2 separate regions of the Homo sapiens genome follow, and region 2 is linked to region 1. A link is an interaction called in ENCODE POLR2A ChIA-PET data of the cell type or tissue named here. Cell type or tissue: K562. All regions are shown on one strand. Links, peaks and the distances in the headings refer to the core of each region. The heading gives the core; the rest is flanking DNA. Region 1 overlaps BDH1 (3-hydroxybutyrate dehydrogenase 1). Region 2 overlaps LRCH3 (leucine rich repeats and calponin homology domain containing 3).

Evidence for each region. ChIA-PET counts read pairs that join two places held together with the same protein. Peaks named below come from ENCODE experiments on the same cell type or tissue, not always from the same donor. Only the 100,000 strongest peaks of a DNase experiment are listed, where the experiment ranks them.
Region 2: POLR2A ChIA-PET joins it to region 1 with 5 read pairs; 3 of 35 experiments call an interaction of 5 or more read pairs at or near these places.

Annotation. Positions count from the first base shown.
Region 1 is chr3:197,547,744-197,553,122 of GRCh38, reverse strand. All of the region lies in intron 2 of BDH1 (3-hydroxybutyrate dehydrogenase 1), which reads left to right. Among named protein-coding and RNA genes, the nearest start is that of BDH1, 5.5 kb to the left of the region's middle. In K562, for the core only: no CTCF peak of the experiment used is centred there; no DNase peak of the experiment used is centred there; H3K27me3 peaks cover 1,630 bases.
Region 2 is chr3:197,796,303-197,801,681 of GRCh38, reverse strand. All of the region lies in intron 1 of LRCH3 (leucine rich repeats and calponin homology domain containing 3), which reads right to left. Among named protein-coding and RNA genes, the nearest start is that of LRCH3, 7.7 kb to the right of the region's middle. RefSeq lists an enhancer at 2,589-2,638. In K562, for the core only: no CTCF peak of the experiment used is centred there; a DNase peak (open chromatin) is centred at 2,701.

The DNA of each region.
Region 1 (5,379 bases), core at 127-5,126:
AACATGGTGAAACTCCGTCTCTACTAAAAATACAAAAATTAGCCAGGCATGGCGGTGCATGCTTGTAACCCCAGTTACTTGGGAGGCTGAGGCAGGAGGATTGCTTGAACCTGAGAGGTGGAGGTTGCAGTGAGCCAAGATTGCACCCCTGCACTCCAGCCTGGGTAACAGAACGAGATTCCATCTCAATGAATCAATCAATCAATATTGTGTGTCTGTTGTGTGCAGGGCACTGCTGTACATGTTGGAGATACAACAGTGAACAAAACAGACAAAAATTCCTGTTCTCAAAGAGCTTATATTCTAATGAGACTGAACAACAACAAACAAGATAAATATGTACAACATGTAGAATGCTATAATGTAATAAAGTGCCAAGGAGGAGGAAAAAATGGAAGCAGAGAAGGGGGATAGTCAGGGTTGGGGTGGGATAGATGGGGTGGCCAGAGAATGTCTTAGTAAACATTTTAGTAAAGGACTGTGGATATTGAGGGAAGAGTGTTCTAGGTAGAGGGAACAGTAAGGACAAAGGCCCTGAAGCAGGAGCTGGCTTGCTATGTTCCAAAGACAGCAAGAAAGCCACTGTGACCAAAGTGCAGTGAACCAGGTAGGAATGAGGTCAGAGGGACAATGGAGACCCAGAACATGGAGGGCCTTGTAGGCAAACTCTAGATTTTGGCTTTTACTCTGGCAGGAGTTTGGTGAGGCGTGACATGATCTGATTTATGTTCCGCAAGATCCTGCAGGCTGTGTTGACCAGAATCTGGAGGAACTACAGTGGAAGCGGAGAGTCTAGTTGGGAGGCTACTGCAATAATCCAGGCAAGAAGGGATGAAGGCTTGGACTAGGCTGGTAGCGGAGGATCCTAGATATATGTGAAGGTGGCATTGATAGGACTTGCCGAGCACTGGGCCGTGGAGTGTGCAGGAAAGGGGAGTCAAGAATGAGGAAGATTTAGAGGAACAGGTCTGCAGGACAATAGCACAGGCTCAGTTTTGCACAGGTTGCATTTGAGATACGTAGTAAACATTCAAGTGGAGATGTTAGATGCGCAGTTGTCTGAGTTCAGGGGAGAAGGTTGGGTTGGAGATCAACCTTCGGGAGTTGGCGGCATGTGAATCGTATTTAAAGCTATGAGTGCTCGTCATGGTGCGGAGAACAGACCAAGAACAGAGTCCTGAGACTCCGTTGTTTAGTGGCCTGCCTTTAATTTGGTAGGCAAGCCCTGTTCTCCTAGTGAAAAAATGCCCACTTGATCTGGCAGTTGTAATTATGGCAGTTTTGACAGCTCGGGTAACACTTTGTCTTGGGGAAGGACAGAAGAGGAGTGGAATGGGGGAAGCACAGGTTCCAGTGTCGTTATAAGGTCATTATAAATGAGGCATTCTCAGAATAGGGGTCAAAACTGAGAATTAATACACCTCATATGCTGTTGGTGGGAATGTAAATTAGTACAACCACTACAGAGAATAGTTTGTAGGTTCCTCCAAAAACAAAAAATAGAGCTACCATAGGATCCAGCAGTGCCACTGCTGGGTATATACCCAAAAGGAAGGAAATCAGTATATTGAAGAGATATCTGCACTCCCATGTTGGTTCCAGCACTTTTTACAATAGCTAAGATTTGGAAGCAACCTAACTGTCCATCAGCAGATAAATGGATAAAGAAAATGTGGTACATATACACAATGGAGTAGTATTCAGCCAGAAAAAAAGAATGAGATCTGTCATTTGCAACAACGTGGATGGAACTGGAGGTCATTATGTTAAGTGAAATAAGCCAGGCACAGAAAGACAAGCTTTGCATGTTCTCACTTATTTGTAGGAGCTAAAAATTAAAACAATTGAACTCATGGAGATGTAGTAGAATGATGGTTACCAGAGGCTGGGACAGGTAGTGAGGGTCTGTGCAGTGGGGAGAAGATGGGATGGTCAATGGGTACCAAAAAGTTAAAGAGAATGAATAAGAACTAGTATTTGCTAGCATAACACAGCGACTATAGTCAATGATCATTTAATTGCACATATAAAAATAACTAAAAGAGTATAATTGGATTGTTTGTAACACAAAGGAGAAATGCTTGAGGGGGTGGATACTCCATTTTCCCTCAGGTGATTATTACACATTGTATGCCTATATCAAAATAGTACCCCGTAAATATATAGAACTACGACCTACCCATAAAAATAAAAAGTTAAAAATAATAGTGTTCTGCCTTCAGTTTTAGCTACTATTGATTTGGTGGCAAGTGGCAGAAACGTCCAGCCTGCTTAAATTACACAGAGACTGTAAAGGCACAGCATGGCTTCTGGAGCTGGGGGGCAGATGGGAGGCGGCTGCTGCTGCTGTTGCTTTTCTCCCTCCCTCCCTCCACCTCCACCCCTGCTGCTTTCTGCATGAGCATCTTATCCCCCCACCCCCTGCAGATCGGCTTTCTCCCTCTCTCTGTGGCTTCAGGGCCCAGTGGAGTGTAGCTGCCGTCCTCCAGCAGCGCCATTGCATGGCCCTGCGCCACAGAGCATGGTTCGCATTCTCTCACGGTGCCAGGGGACAGAACAATGGGCTCACCTTGGGTCTGGTGTCTCTTCCTGGCTCAGTCCTCCGTGACCAAAGCATAGTCTCTGCAGCTGCAGAGGCCAAATCCTATGAGGGAGGGGCAGGTCTGAGAGGAGGGGACATCAGGTGAGCAGGACAGACCCCCGAAAGGTAGTCACTGCAGAGTGTATGTGGTGTGTTATCGGAGGAGAACTGGTCGCCACCGAAGCCTAATCTGGTGACTGGAATGTCTCTCAGGACGATCAAGGTGTCTGCATTGGGTGTGCCTAATGTTAGACCCTTGGCTTTTATTGAAGGTCCCTGTGAAACGAGCCATGTGAGTGTCATCTCTGCATGTATGATACAGTGGTGGTGAGAACACTGTCTACTATATCACTTGATGTTCCTGTGTAATTATTTCTGACTTTTGTTTGAGAATGGTTACTTCTCTAAGGAATGTTAGGTGTCTTTTTGAATGAGGGCTTGAGAACTTGTCAGGTTTCCCGTTTGCATGACCTCAAGGAAGCTCCCACGTATAGCTGAGCTGGGTTGGAACTTTCAAGCAAGACTCTACGAAATGTTCGGAAGAGGAATGGCCAAATATATATATAATAGTTATTTGATTATAGTGCATATATAGATATATATGGTCAGGAATCTCAAAACTCAAATGCCCATAGTGTCCAGGCAATTAACAAAGATGATATGGATAGTTTTAACATAGTAAGTACAAACTGTTTGTATTGAGTTCAAGCATAGCTTAGCTGCCTAGTTACACTGCTTTTTAAAACAGCAGGCTGGCCAAACAAATCAGCCAAGTAGAACATGTTTAGGTAGGCTGCCAGTTGTAGGATTTGGGAAGCTGACACAGAAACTTGCTGGTCTGAAGCTCTTCAGTGTGAGGTCTCTGCATTGGCTGTTTCCCTGCATAACCCCAGCTTGCCCTCCTCGGGGGCAGGACCTTTGCCTCCCACTTGGGAGTGGCAAGGGCCCATGTAGGCTTCATGTCCAGAAACACCTGAGTTCTCTTTCCTGCCTTGTGTGACCCGGTTTGCTGCGGATACCTTGCCTCTGCTGAGAATGTTAGTACTGGGAATGCCTGCCCCTTTGAGGGGAGCCCCTGCTGCTGCCTCACAGGAAAGCCCCCAGCTGTGACCTCTGCAAGATGGTCATGTTGGAATGGAACACAGTGAGCCCAGCAGTGAGGAAGGATGCGCACGCTGTTTTCTTTTTTTCTGGAGTAGGAGTGCTTTCCATGTGTTATACCTTGACAGTGGAGCGGGCCCTTGAGAGAAGCCCCAAGTGTTTCTAGCATTAAAAAATGTCTCCAAGATTCCAGGTTGATATGTGAGCATCGTGATTTTGTGACAGTATCTTATGAGTTTGGTCCCTGGGAGTCAAGCCCCCTGTGCTCAGTCACCTCAGGGCAACTAATTACTTGACTTTCAAGGCTGAGGAGACTGAGCACCCGCCTCCCACAGCCATTTCTGTTCCCAAACTAAAAGGCAAGAAAGTGGTGTGTGAAGTTTGAGAACTTAATATTTACAGAGAATAAGGCCTGGCACAAAACATGAAGATGGCAGACAGCTACCCTGAAGAGTCTTTGGGAGCCCTGCAGTGGAAATAGCTGCATGTTTAAGAAACACGCATGCAACAGACTACATTGAGAACAGTGCATTGTTCAAGGGACTGAGTTTTTTGTGTTTTTTTTGTTTTTTTTTGTTATTTTTGTTTTTGAGACGGAGCCTTGCTCTGTCACCCAGGCTGGAGTGCAGTGGCGTGATCTCAGCTCACTGCAACCTCCGCCTCCTGGGTTCAAGCGATTCTCCTGCCCCAGCCTCCCGAGTAGCTGGGACTGTGGGCGCCCGCCACCACGCCTGGCTATTTTTTGTATTTTTAGTAGAGACAGGGTTTCACCATGTCAGCCAGGCTGGTCTCGAACTCATGACCTCAGGTGATCCACCTGCCTCAGCCTCCCAAAGTGCTGGGATTACAGGCGTGAGCCACCACGCCTGGCCAAGGGACTGAGTTTTTATGCACTTTTAATTATTTTGGCTTTAGTACTTTTAGATATGGCTGACTTCAAGGAAAACAAAATGGAAAGCAGCTGTCTATTTGGAGATCATATTAAAGCATTTTCTGCCACAGGCATTGAGCTAAGGGGTGGAAAGGACTTTAATTATAGATGACTGGATGGGAAGTTTCCCAGTGATGGTGACCTCAGACTCTGGTCCTGGGTCTTGGAGGGAGGAGGTAGAGATGTGTGTGCTTAGCCAGCTGGTCAGTACTTAGATGGTGGGAGGGGGTGCCTCATGAAAAAGTCTGAGCCAACGTGGGCCTGTGCCTTCCATAAAACCATAAAAAGCCAGTCTGGGCTCCATTCTGCTGCTCTCTGCAAGGAGCTTTCCATGGAAACTTCTTTTGTGGCCACAGGCCGACTTTCCACCCCCAGACTGCCCTGCGGGAGCCCGCTCAGCTCCCATCCACTCCCCAGGGACTCAGAGTGCCTCCTTTGCGTCAGGCTCGTTCTAGGCACTGAGGATTTGGTGGTGAACCAGGTGGAGAGGATTCCTGGTGTCACTGAGCTTAGGATCTAGTAGAAGATAAAGTAAATAAACATAATTTTGAATTAAGGTAGCTGCTATGAGAGTGATCTTACAGAGAGCAACCTGTGTGTTGAATGGGAGCCACTTTAGTGAGGGAGACAGAGGACTCAGCATCCAGGATGAGGGCAGAGCAGGAGCCGGTACTCTGAGGCAGGAACGCCCTCACGTGGGCAAGGAGTTCTTGGAGTCAGTGGTGGCTGCGACGCAGTGAGCAAAGAGGAGGGTGGCCCAGTGAGC
Region 2 (5,379 bases), core at 211-5,210, 250 kb before region 1:
AGAAGAAAAGATGATATTGTTTACTGTGACAATAAAAAAATGTGCACAGGGTATTAAGAAAACAATAAGTGCCTAACTGGGGAGGAGGGATGGTAGAGAGAAAGGAAGAGAATTTAAAAAGAGATGGCCAAAAAGAAGAGGTGCCATGAGAAATACATGAGTTAACAATGAAGAAGTTAGCCTCAACAAAAGTCGAACATAAATGAAGAAAAGTGAATAAATCATAAACATACAATTCAATTTTTTAAAAGTATAACATGAACAACCATATAATCACCACCAAGGTCATGAAACAGAGTATTTCCAATACTTCAGAAATATATCCCTGACTCCCAACCCAAAGCTCCCTTTCCTAATCACAGCTTTTTCCTTCTCCCCTAGAGGTAACCATTATCCTGATTTTTATGGCAATTATTTCCTTTTCTTTGTACTTTTAGCACTTATATTTTTTGTTTTTGAACTTTACTAAATATATTTGCACCGTATATATTATGCTTCACACTTCACTTTCTCGACATTATGTTTCTAAGGTTCATTCCTGCAACTGCATATAGTTATAGCTCATCCATTTTCTTGTTTTTTTTTTTGAGATGGAGTCTCACTCTGTTGCCCAGGCTGGAGTGCTGTGGTGTGATCTCAGCTCACTGCAACCTCTGCCTCCCAAGTTCAAGCGATTCTCCTGCCTCAGCCTCCTGAGTAGCTAAAATTACAGGCGCCCGCCACCACACCCGGCTAATTTTTTGTATTTTTAGTAGAGACGGGGTTTCACCATGTTGGTCAGGCTGGTCTCGAACTCCTGACCTTGTGATCCACCCACCTTAAACTCCCAAAGTGCTGGGATTATAGGTGTGAGCCACCGCACTTGGCCAGCTCATTTTCACACAATTGATTTATCCATTCTACTGGTGATCATCACTTAAGTTGTTTCTATTTTGTCAAATATGAATAATGCTATGGACAGTCTTATCATACTATATATCCTGGTATACATACACACAACTTTCTCTGAGAGATTTATCTCAAGAGTGGAATTTCTGAGTCACAGAATATGTGTATTTTAAACCTTCCTGGATCGTTCCAGAGCATTTTCAAAGTTGAGGCACCAATTCACACTCCCACAAGCTCCCACAGCATCGTATGAGTGTCTCCACTGCTCCACGTTCTTTCCAGTACTTGGAATCATCAACTTGTAAAGTAGTACCCACTGTGGTTTTATTTTTCAATCTCTTGATTACTGATGAGGTTCAGCACCTTTTCAAACATTTATTGGCCACTTGGAATTCCTCTTTAGTAAAGTACTAGTTCAAGTGTTTTCTCAGTTTTCTCCTGGGTTGTCTTTTTCTTACTTGTGTATAGACATTCTTAAATATTCTGGATCTAATCTGTTGCATTTATTGGAAATCTTAAGAAGACTGTGGCTTACCTTCCCACTCTCTATGATATGAAAATCATTTTTAAAAAACTGTGGGGTTTTTTTTTTTGAGACAGTCTCACTCTGTCGCCTAGGCTGGAGTGGAGTATAGTGGTGCGATCAGCGTGATCTTGGCTCATTGCAACCTCCACCACCGGGGTTCAAGCAATTCTCCTGCCTCAGCCTCCCGAGTAGCTGGGATTACAAACACCTGCCAGCACGCCTGGCTAATTTTTTTTTTTTTTGTAGTTTTAGTAGAGACAGGGTTTCACCATCATGGCCAGGCTCGTCTTGAACTCCTGACCTCATGATCCACCTGCCTCGGCCTCCCAAAGTGCTGGGATTACAGGCATGAGCCACTGCACCCGGCCTGTTCTTTTGTTTTTTGTTTTTGTTTTGAGAGCGAGTCTCACTCTGCTGCCCAGGCTGGAGTGCAGTGACGTGATCTCGGCTCACTGCAACTTCTGCCTCCCGGGATAAGCAATTCCCCTGCCTCAGCCTCCCGAGTAGCTGAAGCTGGGATTACAGGCGCGTGCCACCACAGCCAGCTAATTTTTTGTATTTTTAGTAGAGACGGGGTTTCGCCATGTTGGTCAGGTTGGTCTCAAACTCCTGATCTCAGGTGATCCACCCATCTTGACCTCACAAAGTGCTGGGATTACAGGCATGAGCCACCGCGCCTAGCCAAAAACCTGTTTTTAATGGGAAAATCTATTACCCAGTTTTTAAATAAGAAATCAGTTAAACCAGTTTAAATCCAAGGTTTAAGACTTCCTTCAAACAATAAAAATTTAGAAATTGTGAAGAGCAAAGAAGAAAGTTAAAAGTGAATAAGGAAATGCTTTACATTTTTACTACTAGTTTGATTCTAAAATTAGTCACACTGCATTTGATATTGCTGGCTGCTTCAGGAATTCAAAATAATATTCCTTTGTGTGAATTACCACATTGACCATACATTTTTCCCAAGCGCACCTGGGATATTTTACAGAGGAACTGGAAAGAACAAGAAACATGTATATAACCACACCACTTAAAGTCATACTTGATGTTCTAACATGAAGTAACGTTAACCATCCAGCTCCCAAATATAGCCACTGTAAAAGGAACTGGAACCTGGGAACTCCTCAGCCCCAGCACTGCTGTCACTCCCGTACTCTCAAAACTGGTTCAGTGGTCCTCTATGGTTCATCTTCTCACCTCCCCTAAAGAAACCATCCTACTACCTCCCCTTCCCTTCTAAGACCAATCTCAGGGGAGTCTAACGTACTGTCTAACCTAACTTCCTGCAGTGATGAGAGAGTTCTATTATCTGTGCTGTCCAGTATGACAGAGAGGAGGTTGGTCCAAGGTGCTGTCCAAAATGACATATGTGGCTACTGAGCACTTGAAATGTGGCTAGTGCAAATGAAGAACCAAGTTTTAAATTTCTATTTTAATAACCACTTACGGCTAGTTGCTACCATACTACACAGTACAGTTCTAGAAAAATTCATAGTGCATATACTGTGACTGTTACAAAATAGACATAAACAAGGATCCAAGAAAAACACAATCTCAAATTAAGACCTGGTACTCTAGTCCGTATTTCCAAGACTAATGAAACCATAATTTTGTGAGTTACAGACTGCCTCCTTGGAAAATTAAATGGCATTTTAGCAGTCCTCATTCTTCTTACCTAGAAAGTATTCATTTCTTGAAAATTTTAATTCTCATAGCTCCAATGACACTGCATTACTTTGGCTCACCCGCCACATGTCAATGTTTCCTTTTTCTGTGTGTGATTGTAGTCCACCTGCCCACAGCATCCTGCTCTCACCTGTAGGCTTTACACCAATGGTGAGTCTTTGCTTTCTCATTTTCTGTATTTCATTCAAGAGTTTTCTTCAAGCTTCAGCTATGACTCTTATTTGCCTTGTGTAAAACAGTATCACCTCACTATACAACGTTAAGAATATCATTTAATCTGAGATTGCTTCTCTCTCATTTATTTATTTATTTATTTTTTTTGAGACAGGGTCTCACTCTGTTGCCCATACTGGAGAGCAGTGGTGCGACCTCCGCTCACTGCACCCTCAATCTCCCAGACTCAAGCGATTCTCCCACCTCAGCTTCCCAAGCAGCTGGGACTACAGATGCATTCCACCACAACTGTCTAATTTTTGTATTTTTTTAAGAGACGAGGTTTGCGATGTTGCCCAGGCTGGTCTCCATCTCCTGGGCTCAAGTGATCCACTCGCCTCAGCCTCCTAAAGTGTTAAAGTGCTAGGGTTACAGGCGTGAGCCACTGCACCCAGCTTCAGATTGCTTCTCATTTGTGAAATAACTTAGAAGGTCACTATGGTTCCTTCTGGTTTTAGGATTTTTCTGGTTTTGTTTTTTTTTTTGTTTTTTTTGTTTTTTTTTTTTTTGAGATGGAGTCTCGCTCTGTTGCCAGTGCTGGGGTGCAGAGGCGCCATCTCAGCTCACTGCAACCTCCACCTCCCCGGCACAAGCGATTCCCCTGCCTGTCTCCTGAGTAGCTGGGATTATAGGCGCCTGCCAATGGCACCCAGCTATTTTTTGTATTTTTAGTAGAGACGGGGTTTCACCGTGTTGGGCAGACTGGTCTCAAACTCCTCACCTCAGGTGATCCACCTGCCTCGGCCTCCCAAAGTGCTGGGATTACAGGCGTGAGCCACTGCGCCCGGCCTAGTTTTAGGATTCTATGAATTCTAGTACAGGCCTAGTTACTGAATCTTTTTTCTGTTTCTGTTTTTTCCCAGACTGATTCCTCTTTCCACCTTTTAAAATGCTGGTATCTCCCTGAGTTGACAGTGCCTACCTTTTCCATTCTCTACGTCCTTCCTCCAAGAATCTTATAAACTCTCACTATGACTCTCTTGAATTTATTCCATAGCCTTAATTAACTTCACTCTACATCTTTTTTTTTTTTTTTTTTTTGAGATGGAGTTTTGCTCGTTGCCCAGTCTGGAGTGCAATGGCGTGATCTCAGCTCACTGCAACCTCCACTTCCAGGGTTCAAGAAATTCTCCTGCCTCAGCCTCCCAAGTAGCTGCGATTACAGCCATGCACCACCACGCCCAGCTAATTTTTTATATTTTTAATAGAGATGGGGTTTCACCATGTTGGCCAGGCTGGTCTTGAACTCCTGACATCGGGTGATCTGCCCGCCTCGGCCCCCCAAAGTGCTGCGATTACAGGCGTGTGCTACCATGCCCAGCAAATTTTTTTGTATTTTTAGTAGAGACAGGGTTTCACCATGTTGGCCAGGCTGGTCTTGAACTCCTGATCTCGTGATCCACCCACCTCAGCCTCCTAAAGTGTCACTCTACATTCTAAAGCTCTAGTTTCTATTTGTTTCTATTTGTCCCACATGATTCACTAGATGTGCTACCAACCCTTCAAAGATATTGGGCAAACCAAAGAAATTACAGGAAACCAACTTGTCGGTATAATTATTGATCAATAACACAAATTTTAGGGTCAAATGTATCAGAAATTGAATCCTAGTTTTGTCACTTATTAGCTGGGAGACCTTGATCAAATTATTTAATCTCCTGAGCCTCAATTTTCTCACACGTAAAATGGGGTCAAAAATAGTATTTACAACTTACTATGGTTGTTTTTGTTCATGTTATATATAGACACACACAGCTTAGCACAATACCTGGAATATGTTAAGACCTCAATAAATGTTAGCTACTATTATAAGCAATAGCATTACCATCTTTCTAGTCTTACAGGTTTAACAGTGATCTTGGACTCCTATCCTTTTTTAAATAAATTCAATCAGCATTTGTACATTTTCATTGTCCAGTATGATCTCAGTGTACCAGGATTTCATTCCCTCACAGCTTTCTGTTATGCAGCTACCCAACCAGATTACTAGATTTAAAAATATTCGTAAGGCCTCATTTTTGTTTCCTCTACATTACCCAGCATAATGCCTAAAACATAGTAGTTGT